Regions from separate parts of the Homo sapiens genome. Here region 1 is linked to region 2. A link is an interaction called in ENCODE POLR2A ChIA-PET data of the cell type or tissue named here. Cell type or tissue: A673. All regions are shown on one strand. Each heading gives the region's core, and the rest is flanking DNA. Links, peaks and the distances in the headings are about the cores only. Region 1 has its middle 60 kb from the start of MCHR1. Region 2 overlaps SLC25A17 (solute carrier family 25 member 17).

What was found. Peaks named below come from ENCODE experiments on the same cell type or tissue, not always from the same donor. Only the 100,000 strongest peaks of a DNase experiment are listed, where the experiment ranks them.
Region 1: POLR2A ChIA-PET joins it to region 2 with 8 read pairs; 4 of 35 experiments call an interaction of 5 or more read pairs at or near these places.

Annotation. Positions count from the first base shown.
Region 1 is chr22:40,736,325-40,741,709 of GRCh38, forward strand. No RefSeq gene overlaps it. Among named protein-coding and RNA genes, the nearest start is that of MCHR1, 60 kb to the left of the region's middle. In A673, for the core only: no CTCF peak of the experiment used is centred there; no DNase peak of the experiment used is centred there.
Region 2 is chr22:40,788,638-40,794,022 of GRCh38, forward strand. SLC25A17 (solute carrier family 25 member 17) reads right to left here. Exons shown (of 9, transcript NM_006358.4): 4 at 3,888-4,039. It also overlaps the pseudogene RFKP4. Among named protein-coding and RNA genes, the nearest start is that of MIR4766, 23 kb to the right of the region's middle. In A673, for the core only: no CTCF peak of the experiment used is centred there; a DNase peak (open chromatin) is centred at 2,784; H3K27ac peaks cover 2,477 bases.

The sequences.
Region 1 (5,385 bases), core at 290-5,289, 52 kb before region 2:
TTCTAATATTCATACAGAAGCAACACATTTGTTCCTAAGTCAAATAAAGAACCCTATCTAAAGGCATAAAAAACCGTTGAATTATAGCAGAGGCATACAAAATAAAAATTTTATAGTTCCCCCAACCTCACTGGAGGACCTCTGCCATAGCTAAGAAAAATAGCCAACACTTTCAGAGCACTTAGCTAGGCTGGGCGCTGGTCTGTACAGGAATTTTGACTTTTTTTTGAGACGGAGTCTCGCTCTGTCGCCCAGGCTGGAGTACAATGGCGTGATCTCGGCTCGCTGCAACCTCCACCTCCCAGGTCCAAGCAATTCTCCTGCCTCAGCCTCCAAAGTAGCTGAGATTACAGGTGCCTGCCACCAGGCCTGGCTAATTTTTTGTATTTTTAGTAGAGACGGGATTTCACCATGTTGGCCAGACTGGTCTCGAACTCCTGACCTCAGGTGACCCACCCACCTCAACCTCCCAAAGTGTTGGGATTACAGGCGTGAGCCACTGTGCCTGGCCTGAATTTTAACTCAATTAATCTTTCCAAAAACCCTACAAGGAAGGAAGCATTACCATCTTGACTTTACAGATGGGAAAAATAAAGGGATACAGCTTGCCTGAGGTCACACTACTAGTACGTGGTGGAGCTGAGACCCGGGCCTGGGCAGCCTTGGGGCCAGTCCCCGCTCCGAACCACTAGACCGAGTCTGAGATGACTTTGATCCTTCTTCCTGAAGGGAAACATTTGGACAGAAGAATTCTGGGTTTTCTCCCTAACCTCTATCCTCCGCCCCACTCAAGCTCCTAATTTTGTGAGACGTAGAGATCCCCAGTGTTCACTGAGCTATACCAACAATGGGGAATGCTCAACGCCACTAGTCATTAGGGAAACGCAAATCAAACCCACAATGAGATACGCCTCACACCAGTCAGAATGGCCTTCATTTATTTATTTGTTTGTTTGCTTATTTATTTATTTTTAAGACAGAGTCTTACTCTGTTGCCCAGGCTGGAGTGCAGTGGCGCGATCTTGGCTCACTGCAACCTCCACCTCCCGGGTTTGAGCAATTCTCCTGCCTCAGCCTCCCGAGTAGCTGGGATTACAGGCTCCTGCCACCACACCTGGCTAATTTTTGTATTTTTGGTAGAAATGGGGTTTTGCCATGTTGGCCAGGCTGGTCTCTAACTCCTGACCTCAAGTGATCCGCCCGCCTCAGCCTCCCAAAGTGCTGGGATTATAGGCATGTGCCTGGCCAGAATGGCCATTATTAAAAATTCAAAAAATAATAGATGCTGGCAAGGTTGCAGAGAAAAGGGAATGCTTATACACTGTTGGTGGGAATGCAGATTAGTTCAGCCACTATGGAAGCAGTCTGGAGATTTCACAAAGAACTTAAAATACAACTACCATTCAACCCAGGAATCCCACTACTGGGTATAAATCCAAAGGAATATAAATCATTCTACCATAAAGAGACATGCACGCATATGTTCATGGCAGCACTATTTACAGTGGCAAAGACATGGAATCAACCTAGATTTCCATCAGTGGTGAACTGGATAAAGAAAACATGGTATGGGCCAGGCATGTTGGCTCACTCCTGTAGTTCCAGCACTTTGGGAGGCCGAGGTGGGGTGGATCACTTGAGGTCAGGAGTTCGAGACCAGCCTGGCTGATATGGTGAAACCTCACCTCTACAAAAACACAAAAATTAACCGGGAGTGGTGGTGCGCCCCTGTAATCTCAGCTACTCGGGAGGCTGAGACGGGAGAATCACTTGAACCCAGGAGGCAGAGATTGCAGTGAGCCGAGATTGCAGTGAGCCAAGATTGCGCCACTGCACTCCAGCCTGGGTGACAGAGCAAGATTCCGTCTCCCAAAAAAAAAAAAAAAAAAAGAAAAAGAAAGAAAGAAAACATGGTACATATACACTATGGAATACTACACAGCCATAAAAAGAATGAAATAATGTCCTTTGCAGCAATATGGGTGGAGCTGGAGGCTATTATCCTAAGTGAATTAACTCAGGAACAGAAAACCAAACACCACATGTTCTCACTTATAAGTGGGAGCTAAACATTAAGCACACGCTGACACAAAGAAAGGAACAACAGACCTAATTGTGGGTGGAGGGTGGGAGGAGAGTAAGAATTGAAAAACTACCTACCGGGTATCATGTTGACTACCTGGGTGACAAAATTATCTGTATACCAAACCCCCATGACACACAATTTACCCATGTAACAAACCTGCACATGAGGCCAGTTAAAGTGGCTCACACCAGTAATCCCAGCACTTTGGGAGGCCGAGATGGGAAGATCACCTGAGGCCAGGATTTCGAGACCAGCTTGGCCAAAATGGCAAAAACCAGACTGGCCAAAATGGCAAAAAAAAAAAAAAAAAAAAAAAAGAAAGAAATACAACAGTTAGCCAGGTGCAGTGGCACATGCCTGTAGTCTCAGTTACTCAGGAGACTAAAGCATGAGAATGCTTAAGCCTGGGAAGCGGAGGTTGCAGTGAGCTGAGATCGCACCACTGCACTGCAGCCTGGGCAACAGAGCAGGACTTTGTCTCAAATAAATGAATAAATAAATAAAAGTTGGAAAGAAAATAATTATGCTTTCAAAACCACTTCATAACATGGGGAGCTGGATATGTTCTGATGTAGAATAACAAACAGACGCAACTGTGCTTATTACACTGATTTAAATGATATACATCACAATCGTGGTTTTATAGACATACACTGTGCACAGACAAATAAATGAGGAATACATTAAATATTAACAATGGTTGTTTGGAGGTGGGAGAACTGTGGGTGGTATTTTCTTCATCCATTTATCTAACTGATCCAAGTTTTCTTCAGGGAGGAAACTTGTATAAATGAGGGCATACAGGCCCGGCGCGGTGGCTCACGCCTGTAATCCCAGCACTTTGGGAGGCCGAGGCAGTCAGATCGCTTGAGTCCAGGAATTCGAGACCAGCCTGGACAACATGGTGAAACCCCATCTCTACAAAAAATACAAAAATTAGCTGGGTGTGGTGGTGTGTGCCTGTAGTCCCCGATACTTGGGAGGCTGAGGTAGGAGCATTGGTTGAGCCCAGGAGGTGGAGGTTGTAGTGAGCTGAGATTGTGCCACTGCACTCCAGCCTGGGTGACAGAGTAGACACCCTGTCTTCAAAAAAAAAAAAAAAGGGGGCAAAAATTTTAAATCATGTCACGATTGGGAGTAATTTAGGCAAAACTTGCCTGGGAGCAAGGAGTATAGACTAGAAAATTGTTTGAAGTTCATGCTTTTGTAACAAGGGCCGGTTCTAGAATTTGGCATCAGATGGGTAGCAGCTTTGGAAGGAAGCATAAGAAAGGGACACACGAGGACTCCACACAGCCCCAATTGTCACTTTCCACCACCACATATCCTCTTTAATTCTGAGAGTATTCAAAGGAGTTTAACCATTCAGTGGATGATACAATTATCACAGTGGCATAGCCAGTTGTCCTGTTAACAGCCATCACATGTGACCCTGGGGAGCCCAGGCTTCTTTCGTGGTCAGACCTAAACCTGCTGAGAGAGGGTGGTTTCATGTTAGTCACTGACAGAGCACATCTCCAGCTCTCACTGTGGAATCCAAGTTTTCCTTTCGCCTTCCTGCCTCATTTGGTTCTGCCCATTTGCTTGGAGCCAGAAAGGGAAAAGGAAGAACACAGGACATCCTCTCCGCTCTGCAACTGACCCAGGTCTGTCTATAACACCTCCTGACAGTGCCCAGAAATCCTCCTATTTAAACCATTGGCCCCTGATGCGATTTCTTTTCCAAATATGCTCATAGATCATTGCAGAGACAATGTTAAACTCGAGAGCATTATCATCTGTATAAATCAGTCTCATCTTTAACCGTAACTCAGAGCTTCCATGTAGGAATACGCACCGAAACACAGGCTACCGTCTGCGTTCTCATGGAGCTTACGATTTAGCTGCACTGATAGGATATTTACACATGAAGAAATAACAATGTAAGAAAATTCATAGACACTAATTTTTAGGGACAAAGCAAACGTCTTTTTTTTTTTTTCCAGACTGAGTTTCTTTCTTATTGCCCAGCCTGGAGTGCAATGGCACGGTCTTGGCTCACTGCAACCTCTGCCTCCTGGGTTCAAGCGATTCTCGTGCCTCACCCTCCCAAGTAGCTGAGGTTACAGGCACCCACCACCATGCCCAGCTAATTTTTTTCTGTTTTTAGTAGAAACAGGGTTTCACCATGTTGGCCAGGCTGGTCTCGAACTCCTGACTTCAGGTGATCTGCCCACCTTGGCCTTCCAAAGTGCTGGGATTACAGGCGTAAGCCACCACTCCCAGACACAATCTTGTATGGATGGCTATCATCCAAAATAATTGCAAGCTTCCTGTGGGGGCTGGGATTGCTTCATAGTCCTCCATACACCCCCTCAGGGTCCCCACAATGCCTTGAACACCATAATGCTCTGGTAAATGTTTTGGTCTGGAAATTCGATGTCATTCTAAGTCCATAGTCCTTGTCTAGTTAGACACTGGTGCTTCTATCCTAACGAAGGTGAGTCTTCCTCTCTGCAGATGGTACAGTCAAGATGACCTAGCTGTAACCTGGCTACTAGAGGACCAAGGAGAAAAATAAACTTCTACCACGCTTTCGAAAACAAGCACTCAAACTCAGGAGATACTTGATTGAAGTTGAAAGAGTGGTGCATTCCCCAAGGCAGTACCCTCATGAATGGGATTAGTGTCCTTTAATAAAAGAGACCCAAGAGAGGTCCCTTGCTCCTTCCAGCATGTGAGATTACAGCAAAAAGATGCTGTCTATGAACCAGAAAGTGGGCCCTCACCAGACACTGAATCTGTCGGCACCTTGATCTTGGATTTCCCAGCTTCCAGAAGTGGGAGAAATAAATTTCTCTTGTAAATAAGATAAACAGTTTATGATATTTTATTATAGCAGCCCCAAGGGACTAAGACAGAAATCCAGTTGTACACCAGATGGTTGTAACACGTTCAGTGGAATGAAAACCTTGTGTCTTGGCAGGGTGCAGTGGCTCATGCCTGTAATCCCAACGCTTTGGGAGGCTGAGGTGGGAGGGTCACTTGAGGCCAGGTGTTCAAGACCAGCCTGGGCAACATAAGGAGATGTCCAGATAGCCGGCAAAACAGTGTTCCTGGGTAGGCCTGTGATGGTGTTTCCAGAAGAAATTAGTGCTGTGAGTCGGTAGAGTGAGTAAAAAAGAGTCTCTTAAAAAAAATGTTGGCCGGGCACGGGGCTCACGCCTGTAATCCTAGCACTTTACAAGGCTAAGGCAAGTGGATCACTTGAGGTCAGGAGTTCGAGACCAGCCTGGCCAACATGGTGAAACCCCATCTCT
Region 2 (5,385 bases), core at 77-5,076:
CCAAGATCACGCCACTGCACTCCAGCCTGGGAGAGAGAGCGAGACTCCATCTCAAAAACTTAAAATAAAATAAAATAAAAACAAAACAAAACACTGAAATACTGGAAGACAGTGAATGAATAAATAATATGATTTTTCATCAGTGGCCATTCATTATTTTGCTTTTAGAAACCTGGAAGAAATTATCTTCTTTGAGTTTCAAATGTTCTGGTAAATCTAGTCATTTCTTAGCTTCCTCAAAAATCACCTTGAATTGCTGAAATAAGTGACTCTCATGAATCAAAGTTCTTTTCTGGTCTGAGGTAGCCAACAACGGCCACACTCAGGATTTCCCCATAGAAGTGCTCTTTGAAGGTATGCATGGTATGTGTTTCCATGGACTTCTTCGTATTCTCATAGTATGGGTTCCATCCTATGCTCACCACCATCTTCTGACCATCTCTACTTCCAGCACTGGCCCAACCATAATAAATGCCACTGGATATATCGGCTGGCAGATTATCTACCACTTGCTCAGGAAAATTAGCTGTGGGGGATGCCCAGCTGCTTGTAGCCACGGCCGAAGCCCCATACCACTTGGTCCCGGCAGGAGTATGACAGATGCTTCGTAATGCAGTCTGCTCGAGGCATGGGCTGCAGCCCGGTCCCTGCGTCCTACAGAGACACCGTCCACGCGGTGCCCGGACCCCGGACCAGCCACGGGGTGGGAAGGGGCGTGAGCTCTGTCTGCCGCGGGGGTGCACCAGGGGCCCGACGATGCCGATGACACGCCACGGAGGATCCCTGATGCCAGCGACTCAGGAGCTGGGTCTCCCAACCATTTTCATTTTCTTTCTTTCCTTCTTTCCCTACCTTTTAAAATATTTTATGTTTGTTTGTTTATTTAGAGGTAGAGTTTCCCTCTTGTTGCCCAGGCTGGAGTGCAGTGGCATGATCTTGGCTCACTGCAACCTCTGCCTGCCAGGTTCAAACAATTCTCCTGCCTCAGTCTCCCAAGTAGGTGGAATTACAGGCACCTGCTACCACACCTGGCTAATTTTTTGTATTTTCAGTAAAGGTGGGGTTTCACCATGTAGGCTAGGCTGTTCTCGAACTCCTGACCTCAGGTGATACACCCGCCTCAGCCTCTCAAAGTGCTGGGATTACAGGCGTGAGCCACCGCGCCTGGTCTAAAATTTATTTTTTATAGAGATGGGGTCTTGCTATGTTGCCCAGGCTGGTCTCAAACTGCGGGCTCAAGTGATCCTCCTGCCTTGACCTCCCAAACTGCTGGGATTACAGGGGTGAGCCACCACACCTGGCCTTGGACCATTTTCTGACAAGACAACAGATGATGCTCACAGTCAACACAGACCCGTAGACTCTCCTATGTGTCAACTGTAATCCTACCCCCTTCTCACACACTCAAGAAAACACTTTAGGCTGGGCGCGGTGGCTCACGCCTGTAATCCCAGCACTTTGGGAGGCCGAGGCAGGCAGATCACCTGAGGTCAGGAGTTTGAGACCAGCCTGGCCAACATGGTGAAACCCTATCTTTACTAAAAATATAAAAAATTAGCTGGGCATGGTGGTGGGTGCCTGTAATCCCAGCTACTCAGGTGGCTGAGGTAGGAAAATTGCTTGAACCCAGGAGGTGGAGGTTGCAGCAATCCAAGATTATGCCACTGCACTCCAGCCTGGGCAACAGAGTGAGACACAATCTCAAAAAAAAAAAAAAAAAAAAAAGTGGAAGAGTGAACTTTAAAGTTAAAATACAACAATTAAGGTTAGTAGGCTATTTATTATATGTGTTACTTTAACTGACTTTTTAAAATTGAGCCCTGAAAAAAAAAAGAAAAAAATTGTTCATGAGCCCTGAAAAAAAAATTTTAGACAAGTGGAAAAAAGTAAAAAATGAAAGCTAACTGCCCTACTATACCAGTCCAGCTGTGTTAGGTATGGGGGAGTCTGCTGTAATCCTAAATTGCACTAAGAGTTAGAAAGATGAACAGGACAGAGAGAGTAACACAGGGGTGGTATATATCTGGTGGGTAATGGGATGGCAGACACAGCAAATAAACCGCTTTGGACAATTTAAAAAGCAAAAGATTTCAACATATAGTCCATGAATTAGAAGTTTCATGGAAAGTTATATGAGTTAGTCCCTGTAAGTTATAATCTTTCAAATGCAAATACATATAAACTAATCTAAAATGATTAAAATCAAAGTATTACAAATAACTGGTCTCAAGTATAGAAGATCCCACTAGATTGCCATTTGTTGTAATTTATGTAAAAAACAAGTCTTTTTCTGTACAGGAACTATTCTAATTTTTTTCCCCAAGTGAACAAATCTCAAACTTGAGTTCTTTGAGTCGTGATACTCTTTGAAAACTACTCTCCTAGAAAGGCTGCAAAACTGTGCAAAGTGGGTTCATGAGGAAGACCTCAAAGGGAAGATCAGACTATAGTGCAATAGTCCAGGTGAGCAATGATAAGGTTTGATTTGGGGAAATGGCTATGGATATGGAGAAGAGGAAATGGATCCAAGAGACAGTGAGGAGACAGACCAGTGGTTCTTGATGGCCAAGCAGATGTGGAGGGTGGGAAGGCACGAAGAGCCTGTGATGACTCCTAGACTTCTATCCTGAGTTATTTATCCAAAATTCAACTTCTCTCCCCTTCTCTCTAAGCACATGGCTGGTTCCTCTGGCCACCAGCCTCCATCCTGAAGCTATCTAGGAGCCCACCAATAGTAACTTTATTAGCCTAAACTCAGAGATAGTTCAAAGGGGCTCATTAGGAATAACAAAAGATACTACTACTCAGGAAATTCCAATGGTTTTAGGAACTGTGCCAGGAACCAGGGACAAAGGCCACATACATTTTTTATTATACCACATACAGACATCCTACAACTTCAGAGCAAAAAAATGTAATAACCTGATTAAAAAATAGACAAAGAACCAGAACAGACATTTCTGCAAAGATAATATACAAATGGCCAACAAACATATGAAAAGTGATGTTCAGCATCACTAATCATCAGAGAAATGCAAATCAAAGCCACAGTGAGATATCACCTCATACCCATTAGGATGGCTACTATCATAAAACAGAAAGTAAGTGTTAGTGAGGATGTGGAAATATGGGAACTTCTGTGTACTGTTGGTGGGATTATAAATGTTACAGTGTTATGGAAAACAGTATGGAGGTTCCCGAGAAAACTGAACAGAATTCCAAATGATCCAGCAATCCCACTTCTGGGTATATATCCAGAAGAATGGAAAGCAGGCTCTCAAAGAGAGAGCTACACATCCATTTTCATAGCACTATTCACAACAGCCAAAAGATGGAAGCAACTTAAGTGCCTATTAACAGATGAATGGATAAACAGAATGTGATATATACATATAATGGAATATTATTCAGTCATAAAAAAGTAAGGAAGTCATGTCACATGCTGTATGGCATGGATGAAAGTAGAAGACATTATACTAAGTGAAGTAAGCCAGTCACAAAAAAAACAAGTAGTGTATGATTCGACTTATATCAAGTATCTAAAGTAGTCAAATTCTTAGAAACCGAAAGTAGAATGGTGGTTACTAAGGGGCTCAGGGAAAGGGAAAAGGGGAGTTTAATGAGAATAGAATCAGGTCTGCAATATGCAAAAGTACTGGAGATTTGTTTCATAACATTGTGAACATGTTTAACACTACTGACCTTACACTTAAAATTAACATGGTAAATTTTATGTCACGTTTTTTAACACAATTAAAAAAAAAAAAACCAAGTTGGAAAACTGGCTATATTCTTTGTAAGCATTACTTTGGGCTAAATAACCTCTTAGAGGATATAAAACCACAAGGTAAATATAAAAACATTTTATACCCAGAAAACCTTGTTACCTGCAACAAACCCAACTACCAGATCTTTTCCAGTGGTAGAATGTTGACCTTTGACCCAGAGTGCTTTGAGGCTATTAAAAGTGTAGAAATAGACAAAATTGGAGCAGCAGAGACTGGAAATCACTGGAAACCACCCTCGATATGGTGCCAGGCTAGGGGAAAAACACAATAAGCAAAGTAAAGGTCATGGACAAATTAGAAATTGGCAGAGAAATCCTAGGAAAGGCTGACCATCATTCACATGGTCTCAAGCTTCACTCCTACACGAATACAAGGGACTCCAAACTGTACACACACCTCACATTCTGAAGGATGTCCAAATCAAGAAATCTATTCTAGCACTAATGATACCAAAGAAACAACACAAAGTCTGATTGATTTATTAATTCCCTCCCTTAATTTTCTTTAGTAACATTGGTATATAAAATTAGAGACAACTTCCTCATGGCTGTTAGTTAATAGAGTACCATTCATGTTTTATTACAGGGCAAGAACAGTTAAAATGAAGTAATTATAGGAAATAAGTATCAAAAAAAAAAAAGATGGGGGAATTCACAAGGGCACAGGAGCTCACAGGAGCTCCTACAGGCCAAATCTGGGGCAATTTGAATACCAAAATAATGAAGTACAGTAATCAATTGTAAACCATTGAAAAATAGACATTTCTGAGCCTATACCAATAATAAGTAGATAAATAAATGAAGGAGAAGGGGAGGTCCTGCTTATAGCAGAATGCCAACATTGGTACCTGTAGAGGCAATGCTGGAGTTGGAAAGTCGTCATTTTGCAACTTCGTGGTAAATTTAGGGGAAAAATGTTGATAAAGCACAGGATATTTGTATTGTTTTGAAGTATCTCCACATAGACTGCTTATAGTTGCAAGGGAAGAAAAAAGTAATTGCACAGTGGCTAAATCAAATTTAAGAAATCATAATTAGCCAACCAAAGGCAGGCAGACAATATGTGAGTCAAGATGTGATATCTTGAGAAGGACACAATATCACCTGTGCATTATTCAGGCCAATAATGTATAACCTCAATGGAATCATGAGGAAATGTGAGGCAAACTTAAAAATGAGAAACTTTCTATTTTCTTTTTTTTTTTGAAACGGAGTTTTGCTCTTGTTGCCCAGGCTGGAGTGCAATGGCGCGATCTCGGCTCACCGCAACCTCCACCTCCTGGGTTCACGTGATTCTCCTGCTTCAGCCTCCTTAGTAGCTGGGATTGTAGGCATGCGCTACCACGCCCGGCTAATTTTGTATTTTTAGTAAAGACGGGGTTTCTCCATGTTGGTCAGGCTGTCTCGAACTCCTGACCTCAGGTGATCCGCCTGCCTCGGCCTCCCAAAGTGCTAGGATTACAGGCGGACTGTATTGTTTAAAAGTGTCAGTGTCATGGGGCTAAAAGGCTTTGATGTATGTAACTTACTCTCAAATAATTCAGAGGAAATTTGTGTGTGGTGTGTGTAAGGAGAGAAGGGAGGTGGGAGAGAGACAG